Regions from separate parts of the Homo sapiens genome. Here region 2 is linked to region 1. Evidence: chromatin loops called from intact Hi-C (ENCODE). Cell type or tissue: CD4-positive, alpha-beta T cell. All regions are shown on one strand. Each heading gives the region's core, and the rest is flanking DNA. Links, peaks and the distances in the headings are about the cores only.

What was found. A loop is a pair of places that touch in the nucleus more often than their neighbours do. Peaks named below come from ENCODE experiments on the same cell type or tissue, not always from the same donor. Only the 100,000 strongest peaks of a DNase experiment are listed, where the experiment ranks them.
Region 2: it touches region 1 in a loop (6-fold over the local background); 3 of 110 quality-filtered maps call a loop at or near these places.

The regions. Positions count from the first base shown.
Region 1 is chr18:9,617,943-9,626,281 of GRCh38, forward strand. PPP4R1-AS1 (PPP4R1 antisense RNA 1) reads left to right here. Exons shown (of 3, transcript NR_110773.1): 3 at 1,253-1,421. It also overlaps the pseudogene RNU6-903P. Among named protein-coding and RNA genes, the nearest start is that of PPP4R1-AS1, 7.3 kb to the left of the region's middle. In CD4-positive, alpha-beta T cell, for the core only: no CTCF peak of the experiment used is centred there; no DNase peak of the experiment used is centred there.
Region 2 is chr18:9,079,884-9,088,222 of GRCh38, forward strand. No RefSeq gene overlaps it. Among named protein-coding and RNA genes, the nearest start is that of NDUFV2, 19 kb to the right of the region's middle. In CD4-positive, alpha-beta T cell, for the core only: no CTCF peak of the experiment used is centred there; DNase peaks (open chromatin) are centred at 2,978 and 4,128; H3K4me3 peaks cover 727 bases; H3K27ac peaks cover 2,489 bases.

The DNA of each region.
Region 1 (8,339 bases), core at 180-8,179:
AAAAATGATTTTTAAACAAATATTTATTTGCTTTTTTAAAATGAAATTTGCGTGTCATCTTTGCACAGGGGCCATGCTAATCTTCTCTGTATCAGTCTAATTTTAGTGCATGTGCTGCTGAAACGAGCACGTTAAACAAATTTTTACCATTCATTTCATTCATCTTTTTTGAAGCCAGATTGACAAAATGTCCCTCATAAACTCATTTTCAAATAAGAAGAACAATTTTTAGGCCATGTGTGGTGGCTCACGCCTGTAATCCCAGCACTTTGGGTGGCTGAGGTGGGCAGATCACCTGGCGTTGGGAGTTCGAGACCAGCCTGGCTAACATGACGAAACCCTGTCTCTACTAAAAATACAAAAAATTAGCTGGGCATGGTGGCACATGCCTGTAATCCCAGCTACTAGGGAGGCTGAGGCAGGAGAATCACTTGAACCGGGGAGGCAGAGGTTGCAGTGAGCCAAGATCATGCCACTGCACTCCAGTCCGGGACACAGAGTGAGAGTCTGTCTCAAAAAAAAAAAGGAACAATTTAAAAAAACTAATTGCCAGTCTCTTACCTAAAGCCTCCTATACATTTCTATACATTGTATAAAGGTAAGGACAGACGCAGTGGCTCACGCCTGTAATCCCACCACTTTGGGAGGCTGAGGCAGGCAGATCACAAGGTCAGGGGATCGAGACTATCCTGGCTAACAGTGAAACCCAGTCTCTACTAAAAATACAAAAAAATTAGCCAGGCATGGTGGCGGGCACCTGTAGTCCCAGCTACTCGGGAGGCTGAGCCAGGAGAATGGCGTGAACCCAGGAGGCAGAGCTTGCAGTGAGCCAAGATCGCGCCACTGCACTCCAGCCTGGGTGACAGAGCGAGACTGTCTCAAAAAAAAAAAAAAATTGTATATTTGTGAAATTTTACTTGTCCTCCTCTCTATGCTTCTTCTATCTCCCTTTAAAGCTCCCTGTCAAGGTGACATTCTGAATGTGAAGCCTTAGCCTTTCCTAGAGCTTTCATAGTTTTTCAAAGATACTTGATCTCTTTACTCACATCAGCTAAAGAGACATTTTCTCACACTGTGCTTAAGAAAGAAGAGAGAAAGAAAGAAGGGGAGGGAGGGAGGGAAGGAGGGAGGGAAAGAAAGGAAAAGAAAAGAAAAGAGAAGAAAAGAAAAGAAAAAAGAGAAGAAAAATACCTACAGAACTGAGCTCTATACAGAGTTACCCTGATTCAGGCTGTTCTTTCTACATTTACAGGAGCTGAACACTGCCCCGAGAATGCAACAGAACTTCAGCTCTGTCCCAAGGTCGTCAGCCACAGCTCCAAGTTTCTTAGCATCAGCTTTTTCTGAACAAAATAGTGCATCCTGCTGGAATCACTACTGTAAACTGAGTATAAAGGAAAATAAACCCTCTTTTTCTTATCCACTATGTTCCCTACTCCCGTGCTTTTCCCAGTGCTCCAGGTTAGTAGAGGCAAAAGAATTCCCCACTGATGAGGTACTACATCCTACACAATTTGTTCCACACATTTTAATTTCATTAAGAGAAAACAAAGATGTTTAAACAGTGAGCACTAAATGGATTAGAGTGGCAGTAGTAAATTTCCTTTGTGCCTTTCTCTTAGAATTTAGAAAGCTTTAGTTGCAATCCCATTCAAAGCAATATGGGAGAGGCTTCCACAATGCCTGGCACAGAGTACGTGTGGAGGAAATGCTTATCATTTTAGATGCTTATTATTTTAAATGTTTAAATGTTTATTATTCTGAATCTGAATGGATGAGTCAAGTTGAACCAGGAAATAAACCATAGCAAACCACATATTCAAACCCAGATAAGTTCAGTGGTTAACTGCCCTGACTCTAAGCTCCCTTCACACTAAGGCTGCTCTATGGTAATATGATTCAGAAGAAATTACTTCCATTCTCATTTCACTTCTCTGTAACTGTTTGTAACAAATTGCTTGTGTCTCTGGTCCTTGGTTCCTTCCTTTGGTGGGAAAAATATTAGCACAATGACACAATATAATTCCCAGACTAGATAGCTAATACATTTTCTAACTTTTTATTTAGAAACAATTACAGATTTACATGAAGTTTCAAATGATGTGCCAGGATGTCCTATGTCACTTTCACATCAGTTCCCCCAATGGTAATATTACCGTATATATGAAACATTTTTCAGAGCGTGTGCCAGGCATCATGTTAAGCGCTTTTTCTTTTTTTTTCTTTTTTTCTTTTTTTTTTTTTTTTCTGAGATGGAATCTCGCTCCATCACCCAGGCTGGAGTGCAGTTGCACAATCTCAGCTTGCTGCAATCTCAGCTTGCTGCAACCTCCGCCTCCCGGGTACAAGCGATTCTCCTGTCTCAGCCTCCTGAGTAGCTGGGACTACAGGCGCCCACCACCATACTCAGCTAATTTTTGTATATATATATATATATTTTTTTTTTTTTTTTGTACAGACGGGGTTTCACCATGTTGGCCAGGCTGGTCTCAAACTCCTGACCTCAAGTGATCCACCTGCCTCGGCCCCCCAAAGTGGTGGGATTACAGGTGTGAGCCACCGCGTCCAGCCTGTTAAGCACTTTTATGTGCTTTCTGATTATTTAAAACAGCCCTGTGAAGTAGAAATTGATATTACCATTTTAAAAATAAAGGAAATCGAAGCTCAGAAAGGTTGGGTATTTTGACAAAGATCAAAAAGCAAATGACCTGGCACAGTGGCTCACACCTGTAATCCCAGCACTTTGGGAGGCCGAGGTGGGTGGATCATTTGAGGCCAGGGGTTCGAGACCAGCCTGGCCAACATGGTGAAACCCTGTCTCTACTAAAAATACAAAAGTTAGCTGGGTGTGGTGGCACATGCCTGTAATCCCAGCTACTCGGGAGGCTGAGGCATTAGAATCTCTTGAACCCAGGAGGTGGAGTTTGCAGTGAGCCGAGATCACACCACTGCACTCTGGCCTGGGTGACAGAGTGAGACTGTCTCAAAAAAAAAAAAAAAAAAGAAAAGAAAGAAAGCAAGCAAGCAAGCAAATAGGGGAATTAGTATTCAAACACTGGAATCCTGATTCTAAATAATGGCAATAGCGTTTGCGTATCCTCACATTCATAGCTTTTCTGTCAAAATGGTCCTTCGTCAACTTCTTTCGCATTAAGAGAACTTCTAGTCTTTCAACATGTATGGTCTTGGTATAATCTCTAATTCCATCTAAGTTATCACTGTTCCCTGAGGATTTTGTCATTGAAACATTTTAGGAGTCACCTCTTCACTCCGTTTCTCACTCAATATCCTGACCAAGATATTAACCACTTCAAAACCATACTAATAACTTTTTAACTAGCCTGTTTCAATTATTCTGGCCAAGTATACAAAAATTATCTTTCTCATATAATATTTTGTTCATCACAATTCTGTGAAATTCCCAAGCAAGTGCCTTAACAGTGTCCTCTCACCAGCTGCCCTTGGCTTGAATGGCTGCAGTTTGCCACCATTTCATTATTCGGACAAATCATCCAGGTAGACAATCTTGAACTCAGGTGCCAACTCACTTCTCCCTCAAACGATGTTCTTGGTTTTTTAGGAGGTTTTGTTGTTGCTGCTGCTTGTAGGTATGTGGCAGGTGTTGGGAGGGGTGGAATTCTACATATTTTTTTTTTTTTGAGATGCGGTCTCACTTTGTTGCCCAGGCTAGTCTTGAACTGCTGGGTTCAAGCAATCCTCCCACTTTGGCCTCCCAAAGAGCTGGGATTACAGGTGTGAACCACCATGGCCGGCCGGAATTCTACATCTTTGTAACATTTATTCTTTTCTGAATTTTCCAATTACAAAAATACATGTTTTTGGAGTGCCCAGAAAAGTATAAAGAAAAAACTAAAATCTCCAAAAATTTAGAGATAATACCCCCAAACAGTTTATGTTTACCTATTTTTTAAAGCTTTCAAAGTCCTATATTTAAAAAAGTTTAGCCTAGGCCGGGCGCGGTGGCTCACGCCTGTAATCCCAGCACTTTGGGAGGCTGAGGTGGGCGGATCACGAGGTCAGGAGATTGAAACCACCCTGGCTAACATGGTGAAACCCCGTCTCTACTAAAAATGCAAAAAATTAGCCGGGCGTGATGGCGGGCGCCTGTAGTCCCAGCTACTCGGGAGGCTGAGGCAGGAGAATGGCATTAATCTGGGAGGCGAAGCTTGCAGTGAGCCAAGATCGCGCCACTGCACTCCAGCCTGGGCGACAGTGGGAGACTCCGTCTTGGGGGGAAAAAAGAAAAAAAAGTTTAGCCGGGCGTGGTGGCTCATGCCTGTAATCCCAGCACTTTGGGAGGCTGAGGAGGGTGGATCACCTAAGGTCAGGAGCTTGAGACCATCCTGACCAACATGGTGAAACCCTGTCTCTACTAAATAATAATAAAAAATTAGCCAGGTGTGGTGGCACATGCCTGTAATCTCAGCTACTTGGGAGGCTGAGGCAGGAGAATCTCTTGAACCTGGGAGGCAGAGGTTGCAGTGAGCCGAGATTGTGCCATTGCACTCCAGCCTGGGCAAAAAGAGCAAAACTCCGTTTAAAACAACAACAACAACAAAAAAAAACAAAAAACCCCAAAACTTTAAATAGCTTTATTGAGATATAAATTATAGACTATAAAATTTACCCATTTAGCTGGGCGAGGTGGCCAATGCCTGTAATCCCAACACTTTGGGAGACCAAGGCAGGCGGATTGCTTGAGCCCAAGAGTTCAAGACCAGCCTAGGCAACATGGTGCGGCCCCATCTCTACAAAAAATGCAAAAATTAGCTGGGTGTGGTGATGCACGCCTGTAGTCCCAGCTGCTCAGGAGGCTGAGGTGGGAGGATGGATTGAACCCAGGAGGTGGAGGCTGTAGTGAGTTGTGCTCGTGCCACTGCACTCCAGCCTGGGTGGCAGAATAAGACCCTGCCTCAAAAAAATAATAATAATAAATAAAATAAAATGTACCTATTTAAAATGTACAATTCTTTAGTTTTTAGAATATTCAGTTATGTGACCATCACATCTAATTTGAGAACATTTTCATAACCCCAGAAAGAAACACGTATCATTAACAGTCACTCCTGATTGCCACTACAACAACCCCGGTTCTGCGTAACCAGTAATGTATTTTCTGTCCCTATGGATTTCTCTATTCTGGACATTTCACATAAATGGATTTGTATAATACGTGGTCTTTTGTGACTGGCTTCTTTCACTTAGCTGAATGTGTTTAATATTCATCTATGTTTTAGCATGTATCAGTATTTCATTCTTTTTTTAAAAAATTCTTTTTATTAATGTCTATTGTCCGTTGTATGGATATATCACATTTTATTTATCCCTTCACCAGCTGATGGACATTTGGATTATTTCCTTGTTTTAGTTATTATGAATAAGGCTGCTATAAACATTCATCTACAAGTTTTTGTGTGGATATATGCTTTCAATTCTCTTGGTTATATCCCGAGAAGTGGAATTGCTGGGTTGTGTGTTTTTTTCATTTGTTTGTTGTGTTTTATTTGAAACAGGGTCTCACTCTGTTGCCTAAGTTGAAGTGCAGTGGCACAATCAAGGCTCACTGCAGCCTTGGCTGGGTTATCTGTTAACTCCATCTTTTTTTTTTTTTTTTTTTTTTGAGATGGAGTCTTGCACTGTCGCCCAGGCTGGAGTGCAGTGGTGTGATCTTGGCTCACTGCAACCTCCACCTCCCAGGTTCACGTCATTCTCCTGCCTCAGCCTCCCGAGTAGCTGGGACTACAGGTGCCCGCCACCACGCCCAGCTAATTTTTTGTAGTTTTAGTAGAGACGGGGTTTCACCGTGTTAGCCAGGATGGTCTCGATCTCCTGACCTCGTGATCCGCCCGCCTCGGCCTCCCAAAGTGCTAAGATTACAGGTGTGAGCCACCGCGCCCGGCTGTTAACTCCATCTTTACTACTTTGAGGAACTGGCAATTGTTGTCCAATGCATCCACGCTATTTTGCATTTTCATTAGCAATGTATGAGGGTTCTAATTTCTCCACATCTTCCTACGTAAAATGTGTCTCATCCAAAGTTAAGCTGTCAGTATTCACAAATGACATGATTATATATGTAGAAGATACAAGAATCTACAAATAAACTATAAGAAGTGAAAATAGGTATCCTAGCACTTTGGGATGACGAGGCGGGCGGATCACGTGGTCAGGAGATTGAGACCATCCTGGCTAACACAGTGAAACCTCATCTCTACTAAAAATACAAAAAATTAGCCGGGCATGGTGGCGGGCGCCTGTGGTTCCAGCTATTCAGGAGGCTGAGGCAGGAGAATGGCATGAACCCGGGAGGCGGAGCTTGCAGTGAGTCGAGATCATGCCACCGCACTCCAGCCTGGGCGACAGAGTGAGACTCCGTCTCCAAAAAAAAAAAAAAAAAAAAAAAAAGTGAAAATAGGCTGAGTGTGGTGGCTCACACCTATAATCCCAGCACTTTGGGAGGCCAAGGCAGTAGAACCACTTGAGGCCAGGAGTTCAAGACCAGCCTAAACAATATAGCAAGACCCATTTCTAAAAAAATGTAAAAAATAGCCATGTGTGGCAGCGCATGCCTGTAGTACTAGCTACTCAGAAAACTGAGGTGGGAGGATTACTTGAAGCCCAGGAGTTCGACGCTGCAGTGAGCTATGATCATGCCACTGCACTCCAGCCTGAGTGACAGAGCAAGACTTTATCTCAAAATAATAATAATAAACTTAAAGTTTAAAAGTAAATTTAGCAGTCATTAGACACAAGATCAGTTCTATATCTATTATATAACTACTCAATAATTATAAATAGAATTAAAAATTTTAATGTTACTTGCAATAGCATTAAGAAGGTTGAATCCTCAAAATGAATCCTAATGAAAGATGTGCAGGACCATTACATAGAAAACTATAAAACATTATCAAAGAATTTAACTTGATGAATTCTTAAGAAAATGATAGCCTGGCTGGTCGTGGTGGCTCACACATGTAATCCCAGCACTTTGGGAGGCCGAGGTGGGCAGATCACCTGAGGTCAGGAGTTCGAGACCAGCCTGGCCAACATGATGAAACCCCTGTCTCTACTAAAAATACAAAAATTAGCTGGGCGTGGTGGTGGGTACCTGTAATCCCAGCTACTCTGGAGGCTGAGACAGGAGAATCTCTTGAACCCAGGAGGCGGAGGTTGCAGTGAGCCGAGATTGCACCACTGCACTCCAGCCTGAGTGACAGAGCGAGACTCCATCTAAAAAACAAAAAAAGAAAATGATAGGCTACATCAAGACCACAGATTAGAAAGCTCAATTTTATGAAAGGTCAATTGTCTTTCAAACTGATTTATAGATTCAATTCATTCCTGATTAAAATCTGAGCCAATTTTGTTGTTGTCGTTATTGTTGTTGTTGTTTTGAGATGGAGTCTTGCTCTGTCTCCTAGGCTGGAATGCAGTGGTGCGATCTTGGCTCACTGCAACCCCCGCCTCCCAGCTTCAAGCAATTCTCCTACCTCAGCCTCCCGAGTAGCTGGGATTATAGGCTTGTGCCACCATACCCATCTAATATTTGTACTTTTAGTAGAGACGGGGTTTCACAATGTTGGCCAGGCTGGTCTTGAACTCCTGATCTCAGGTGATCCACCACCTTGGCCTCCCAAAGTGCTGGGATTACAGGTGTGAGCCACTGTGCCCGGCCTAGATTTTTTTTATGGGTGGCCAGAAGTCTGACACGGATCTCACTGAGTTAAAGTCAGGGTGTCAGCAGGGCTGCATTCCTTTCTGGAAGCCCTAGGGTAGAATGCATTTCCTCTCCTTTTCCAGCTTCTAGATACCTCAACTTTCAGTGACTCATGGCCTCCTTTCTTCATCTTCAGCAACATTGCATCTCTCTGACCCTTTCTCCAAAGTCATGTCACCCTCTGTCTCTTTTTCTTTCTTCCACTTTTAAGGACTTTATTTATTTATTTATTTATTTATGAGACAGAGTCTCACTCTGTCACCCAGGCTGGAGTGCAGTGGCACAATCACTGCAACCTCTGCCTTCTGGGTTCAAGTGATTCTCCTGCCTCAGCCTCTCAAGTAGCTGGAATTACAGGCGCATGCCACCACACCCGGCTAATTTTTATTTTTGTATTTTCAGCAGAGATGGGATTTCACCATGTTGGCCAGGCTGGTCTCAAACTCCTGACCTCAAGTGATCCATCTGCCTTGGCCTCCCAGAGTGTTGGGATTACAGGCGTGAGCCACTGCGCCTGGCACTTTTAAGGACTTTATGATGACATAAAGTTGATAGTGGATATTGACTACCTGATTCTAAAGGTATATGCAGAAATGCAAAG
Region 2 (8,339 bases), core at 264-8,263, 540 kb before region 1:
CAGCCAGTGTTCATTCCCTTCTCCCTTCTGCAAGGGGACTCTACCACCACTCACACAGATTCACCCACATTTTCACCAAGATAGAAATAGACATTGAACTCCTCCTAAAAGTGCTTTTGTAAACGTTTCACAATAAACCCTTTGTAGAGGACAATGGTGTCCAGTGAACCAAGCCCAGCCTAGGAAATCATAATTCCTCACTCAGAATCCTGCTCTGGGCATGCTGAGCAAGCTTATGTTAAAGTTCTCTTACTTGTAAAACAGGAACAATAACCATCTGCATCAGAGAAGTGTAACAATTACCCTGGCATTTTCATGTATTAACTAAAATAGCCCCAGAGAAAAAGGTGAAAAGATTTCAATACCAGGTTATGAACATTTTTACCAACCTGCCACATTGTCACAGTTTAACCCTTTGGTGCCCTAACCTGGCCATGCTACTGAGGAAAGGCCTGTTGGGCACCAGTTTGAATCAGGGACGTTCTGTGTGGAGTGCTGGGCCTGCTCAGATTTGGCACTGGAATCAGGACTGTGGTTGCTTGTGATGTCTTCCCAGGTCAAATATCCATCGCTAACAACCCCTGAAAGAGGATGTGGGCTTTGTTTATTTGTTCATTTTATTGCTTTTGTTTGTTTTGTAACTCTGGGCTTTAAGAAGATAGTATTAGAAACTTATCGGTTGGAAGGAAGAGAGGGTTTCCAAATTACTTGCCCTAAATCTGGATTTAAGGAACTCTGAGACATAAATTGAGATAAGAGCAACCTTTTTTTTTTTTTTGAGACAAAGTCTCGCTCTGTCCCCCAGCCTGCAGTGTGATGGCATGATCTCAGCTCACTGCAACCTCCGCCTCCTGGGTTCAAGCGATTCTCCAGTCTCAGCCTCCCGAGTAGCTGGGATTACAGGCGCCTGCCACCACGCCTGGCTAATTTTTGTATTTTTAGTAGAGACGGGGTTTCACCATGTTGACCAGGCTGGTCTCGAACTCCTGCCCTCAGGTGATCCACACGCCTCGGCCTCCCAAAGTGCTGGGATTACAGGTGTGAGCCACTGTGCCCGGCCGATAAGAGTACCTTTTAAGATTTAATTAAAATTTGCTTGAGGCTTCTTCCCAAGCTCTGTGAGGGGTCTAATTATTTCCCTGGGTTTATGTTAATTCCTGAGGTTTTGCAGACACATGTTCACTTCCAGTTCCACAATCCTGCTCTTGCTGAATGCACGCCTCTCTTGGTGTCTACTTCTGCTGTTGTCATCCTTTTCTGCTCTGGGACAATCTCGTTCTGGAACTCAACCTCTTTTCTTTGATTTATCCCAAACCACTTTCCCAAGGCAAAGGCTTGTACAATCCCATATCTGTATCTTTAATTTTTCTCCCCTCTCCTCTCTTTTTTTTTAATTAATTTTTTTAATTTAATTTTTTTTTTGAGACCAGTTTCTGGAAGTTACACTCTTTGACCCAGGCTGGAGTGCAGTGGTGCGAGCTAGGCTCACTGCAGCCTCCACCTCCTGGGTTCAAGCAATTCTCCTGCCTCAGTCTCCTGAGTAGCTGGGATTACAGGCATGTGCCACCATGCCCAGCTAATTTTTTAAATATTTTTAGTAGAGACGGGATTTCGCCATGGTGGCCAGGCTGGTTTCGAACTCCTGACCTCAAGTGATCCGCCTGCCTTGGCCTCCCAAAGTGCTGGGATAACAGGCATGAGCCACCGCGCCCGGCTCCCTCTCTTCTCTTGACTGTTCTACTCCCACTCACAAATTATTGTTGATGTTTAGATGTGGAGTGGTTTAGCTATAACTTTGCTATCTTATATTCTTTCATCCAGTGGCCCCAGGGTCTTTCCACCCACAAGTGGCTAATCAAGGCATTTTTCCAGACAAAGACAGTTCTCTAAGAGGAACTTTGGTATAAATTCTTTAAAGTATATATATGTGTGTGTGTGTGTGTGTGTGTGTGTGTGTATGCACATATACACATCTATACACACAAACACGTACATATATACACATATATAATATATATGCATATACATACATCATATATCATGCATTGTAGATATGTATATAATATATAAAGTATACAGATAATTACATGAATACATATTTATTTATTTATTTTATTCATTTATTTTTGAGACAGGGTCTCAACTCTGTCACCCAGGCTGGAGTGCAGTGATGCAATCTTGGCTCACTGCAACCACCACCTCTTGGGTTCAAGCAATCCTCCCACCTCAGCCTTCCGAGTAACTGGGACCACAGGCACGTGTCACTATGACTGGCTAATTTGTATTTTTGGTAGAGACATGTTGCCCATGCTGGCGCATAAATACATACGTATTTAAATCTATATACATATTATATGTATACACACACACACATATATATATACTCCACTGCATAGATTCAGTCATCTACACATCTAAACCACCTTTACTGTGGAATTAGTGAACTCTTTAGCTCCTCCCTTAGTCTGTTTCTTATTCTCATCTTTATTTCTCATTAAACTGATTATAATATATAAATATATTTCTTATATTTATCTCATCTTTATTTCTTATTCTCACCATCATTTTATTTCTGCATTGCCATACACCTTTCTTTCTGATTAAAATTAATCCCATCCAGTTTGCACTGTTGAGTTTATAAAATGGGAGACTGGAAATATCTGTTCAGTCACACACTGATTCAATCATACATTCATTCAACATACAATAATTGAGCACCTACAATAGAATACCATATTGGGTCCTATAGAAGAGACGGATAAAAGGGAGGGGGTCCATGCCTTCAGAAACTTAAAATCCAGCTGGATGTGCAACACTTAACACACACGAAACAAAGCATCCTCAAATGCACAATTCTCATCAGAGGAACAGCAAATTAGAGCAGAAAGCTAAAGCTTTGCCATGCACACCAATGCTGCTATATCAGCAGAATGAGCAGGAGGGGGAGAAAAGCCACTGTGGTTAAAAGAAACTGCTGGCCTATGGATTTTTTTAAATTACAATTTGCATGCTCTTCTAACAGTGTTAGTTCTGCTTAGGTGGCAGAGTGGCTTTCCTGAAAGTATGAGCTCAGCCTTGTCTTATGCCTGTTTAAAGAAAGAGGTCAGGTAAAGTGATTGTAGTAATAGCACCAAGCTGGTTGAAAACCACAGTATCTCTCAGATGGCACCAAAAACACCCACACGATGGAAAATTTTTGCCTGCTAAAAGCCGCTTGAAGTTGTTTCAGAAACACATATGAGCAGTATTTGCTCTTCTCCTTGGGAGTGTTCTCGAGGAAAACAGCTTTCCAAACTTAACATGTTAAGGTAGTAGAACAGTCTAGTGGCCTGAGTGAATTTTGGATTGAGCAGCAAGTGGGCCTTGAGTATTCAGGTAGCAAGTGGTCAAGGAGAATTTGGAGCTGGTCAGTGCCTGGCTAAACTGCATGTGCCTTGAAGAGAAGTCCTTCAGATCCACCTGTGTCTACACAAATTCATGAGTGACTGGTGCCGTGAATTCAGTCCCACTAACGCACCAGCTGTGCTTTTTGGTAGTTGTTTCCTTTTCTTGGCAATTTGGTTTTAGGTTGTGTCAAAAGGGGAAGACACAGAACTGAGACAAGGCAAAATTATAAGACATGTATCTTATTTTTTAGCTTCTCTATATCACTATATTTGAGGTGAAGGATTTAATCCTTATATAGCTCTTCCAAATCTCTTCATACAGTACCACAATTTATAACTGAACTCTATACTGAATAATCATTTAAAGCATTTTAAACTACCTTGGAAGAGAAATGAGTAATGACTCAATATATTTGCAAAAACCCATACTGTATCTATTGTAGGATGTCTACATAAAAACTGAATAACCCCATCAGTGTTCATTTGACATCAAAGTGGACCTAGGGGCAGAAAACAAAAGGACTCTCATCTTAAGGGCTGATAAATGTAGTCTATGTGTGGTATTGATAATTTTTTTAATTCACAGATCAAATATATTTTAATGTACACATGGAAGAATTTAACTATGAAGTTCATGAAGAATGGCAAGTATTAACATACTGAAAGATGGTATTCATGTGCAGGAGAAAGATAATCATCTGTTTCTCAATGATGGCAACATGCAATAAATGACTTCCTTCCGTAGAACCTCCAAATTAGAGTAATTCGTGTATTTCCCGTTTCACATTCTAGGAAAGTAAGTTATATCATGCTTTTCTAAGAACTGGTTGTTTTTCCTTGCATACTTCTATGACAAAATTTAAAATAATTTATTTGTAAGAGGATATACTGATGGTCTTAATTTGAAAACATTTAGTGAGATGTACCTGGCATACTAGATGTGATACTAAAAGAACTTGTGGGGCCGGGCACAGTGGCTCATGCCTGTAATCCCAGCACTTTGGGAGGCCGAGGCTGGCAGATCACCTGAGGTTGGGAGTTCGAGACCAGCCTGACTGACATGCAGAAACCCCGTCTCTAGTAAAAATACAAAAATTAGCCAGGCATGGTGGTGCATGCCTGTAATCCCAGCTACTCAGGAAGCTGAAGCAGGATAATTGCTTGAACCCTGGAGGCAGAGGTTGCGGTGAGCCAAGATCGTGCCACTGCACTCCAGCCTGGGCAACAAGAGCGAGACTCCGTCTCAAAAAAAAAAAAAAAGAAAAGAAAAGAAAGAAAGAAAACTTGTGGCCAGGAGAGGTGGCTCACGCCTGTAATTCCGGGTGTCTCTGGCTCTGGCTCTGTCTCTCTTGCCCAGGCTGGAGTGCAGTGGCGTGATCTCAGCTCACTGCAACCTCCACTTCCCGGGTTCAAGTGATTCTCTTGCCTCAGCCTCCTGAGTAGCTGGGACTACAGGCACGTGCCACCATGCCCGGCTAATTTTTTTGTATTTTTAGTAGAGATGGGGTTTCACAGTGTTAGCCAGGATCTTCTCGATCTCCTGACCTCGTAATCTGCCTGCCTTGGCCTCCCAAAGTGTGCTGGGATTACAGGCGTGAGCCACCATGCCTGGCCTCCGGTGATTTTTAATATATTTCTCTCTCTCTCTCTCTCTACATACATACATATATATATATATATATATATATATATATATATATATGTATGTATGTATGTATATATGTGCGTGTGTGTGTGTGTGCGTGTCTGTGTGTGTGTGTGTGTGTGTGTGTGTGTGTGTGTGTGTGTGTGTGTATATATTTTTTTTTCTGAGACAGAGTCTTGCTCTGTTGCCCAGGCTGAAGTGCAGTGGTGTGATCTCAGCTCACTGCAACCTCCACCTCCTGGGTTTAAGCGATTCTCCTGCTTCAGCCTCCTGAGTAGCTGGAACTACAGGCATGCACAGCCACGCCCTGCTAATTTTTGTATTTTTAGTAGAGACAGGGTTTTGCAATGTTGGCCAGGTTGGTCTCAAACTCCTGAGCTCAAGCAATCCATCAGCCTCGGCCTCCCAAAGTGCTGGGATTACAGGTGTGTGCCACCATGCCCATCCAATTATTATTTGAATTTTAACAATGATCATTACTTCTATCATCAGAAAGACCCATTAAAGATATTTCCATTGTAAAAATAACTGCATAGAAAAAATTGGCTTCCTATACTTAAATAAATAATATTAGATCCATAACGGACACTATTCACAGGTAAGTTACAGATAGAACTGTAGAAAATATATAAAACGAACACTTTATATTATTATAAGATTATCTTCATGACCTTGAATGAAGCAAAACGTCTTCTTTTAAGACAAGGTGTCACTCTGTCACTGAGGCTAGATTGCAGAGGCACAATCACAGCTCACTGCAGCCGCTACCTCATGGGCCCACGCAATCCTTCCACCTTACTTTCTGGAGTAGCTGGGACTAGGCGTGTGGTGAGCTACCAGGCCTGGGTATTTTATTATTACTATTTTTTGTTGAAACAGGGTGTCCCTATGTTGCCCAGGGTGGTCTCGAATTCCTGGACTCAAGCGATCTCCCCACCTCTGCCTCCAAAGTGCTGGGATTACAGGTGTGAGCCACCACACCCAGCCAATTTCAAATTTTATTTTAGATTAAGGGGTACATGTGCAGGTTCATTATATGAGTGTATTGCATGATAGTATGAATCATCGCATTACCCGGGTAGTGAGCATAGTACCAAATAGGTAGCTTTTGAGCCCTCGACCCCCCTCCCTCTCTCCCATATCAAGTAGTCCTCAGTGTCTACTGTTCCTTCCCATCTTTATGTTCATGTGTACCCAATGTTTAGCTCCTATTTGTGAGAACATGTGGTATCTTGTTTTCTGTTCCTGCATGAATTCACTTAGGATAATGACCAGCTGTATCCATGTTGCTTCAAATAACGAGATTTCATTCTTTTTTATGGCTGCATAGTATTCCATGGTATATATGTACCATATTTTCTTTACACAATACACTGTTGATAGGTATGTCAGTTGATTCCATGTCTTTGTTATTGTGACTAGTTTAAGCAAATTTTCTTAACACAGAAAAGACATGAATCATAAAGGAAAAGTTCTTTTTTGAGACAGGGTCTCACAGTGTGTCAGCTCACTGCAACCTCTGCTACCTGGGCTCAAGTGATCCTCTTGCCTCAGCCTCCCAAGCAGCTGGAACCACAGACATGCACCACCATGCCTGGCTTTTTTTTTTTTTTGTATTTTTGGTAGAGACAGGGTTTTACCATGGTGCTCAGGGTGGTCTCAAATCCTGAGCTCAAGTGATTTGCCCTCCTTGGCCTCCCAAAGTGCTGGGATTATAGGCCTGATCCACCACACCTGGCCTATAAAGGGAAAGATTTATAAATTTGCTTGTATTTTAGAGATGACACTAAAATTAAAAACTTAATTTAAAATTGAAGTTACAATACAAGCCACAGAACCAAGAAAAGGTATAACATGTATAACAAAGTATTAGTTACAAGGGAAACATTAATAAGCAAAAAAATTTTGTTTAATAAGCAAAAAAAATTTTGTTTAATGGGCAAAAATGTGAACAGGAAGCGGAAAAGGAAAACAAAATCACCAAAATCACAAAAGTGTGCTCAGCCTCACTGTAATTAGAGAAAAAAATTAAAATGAGATACCATGGTATGTACATCTGATTATCTACAATATTTATCCAGACAATATGAGATGTTGAAAAGGATGTAGAAAATAGGAACTTACATATTCTAGTAGTGGGAGTGAAAACTAGTACAGCCATTTTGATATTGAATTACTGATACCTAACAAAAATGTATGTTATGACCCAGAAAATCTTTTTCTATAGAAACTTGCAAATATTTGCACAGATGACATCTATAGAAAGTTGGAAACAATCTACAAGTCTATCAATAGGGAAATGAAAAATAAAGTGAAAATTCCCAAGAACATTGAATCAGCAGTTGATGCTGGATGTGGTGGTGTGCACCTGTAGCCCCAGCTACTTGGGAGGCTGAGGTGGGAGGATCCCTTGGGCGCAGGAGTTCAAGGCAGCGGTGAGCTATGATTGTGCCACTGTACTCCAGCCTGGGCAACAGAGCAAGAAAAAGCAAACAAAAAATCCCCAGCAGTTTAAAACATGAACCAGGTCTCTAGGTACTGATGTTATTAACAAAGATCACCAAAAAAATCATTGAGAAGAAAAAAAAGCAGGTTGCAAAAATATTTCCATAGTGTGATAAAATTGTTTTAATTGTAAAAACACCATATATATTGATAATGGATACATAGAAAATAATAAAGAGAATCATATACTAAAGGAAACTATTAGTTATTGTCTCTAGGGAGAAAAGTGGAGGAAAGTAATTTAAAAAGGTAGCAAAATGGACCTGATCTGAATATTATGTCACTTTTATTTAAAAAAAATAAAAGCAGCTGGGGATGGTGATTCACGCCTGTAATCCCAGCACTTTGGGAGGCCGAGGCAGGTGGATCACCTGAGGTCAGGAGTTCAAGACCAGCCTGGCCAACATGGTGAAACCCCATCTCTACTAAAAATACAATAATTAGCTGGGAGTGGTGGTGCGTGCCTGTAATCCCAGCTACTAGGGAGGCCGAGGCAGGAGAATCACTTGAACCTGTGAGGTAGAGGTTGCAGTGAGCCAAGACTGTGCCACTGCATTCCAGCCTGGGCAACAGAGTAAGACTCTGTCTCAAAAATAAATAAATAAATAAGTGAAAGCATATTGCAAAAAATAACAGTGGTGTGTTTAGACTCTTGCTGCTGTTCCCCATAGATCCTGACAAGCCTCCTCTCTGCCCTCTGACCACCGAGCTGCAGAGCTCCGGAGCTGCAGGAGGAGGACCTGCAGGGCCTGTGGGTGCAACTGTACACTAGTAAGCATGGGGATAGAGCAGGGCTCTAACTT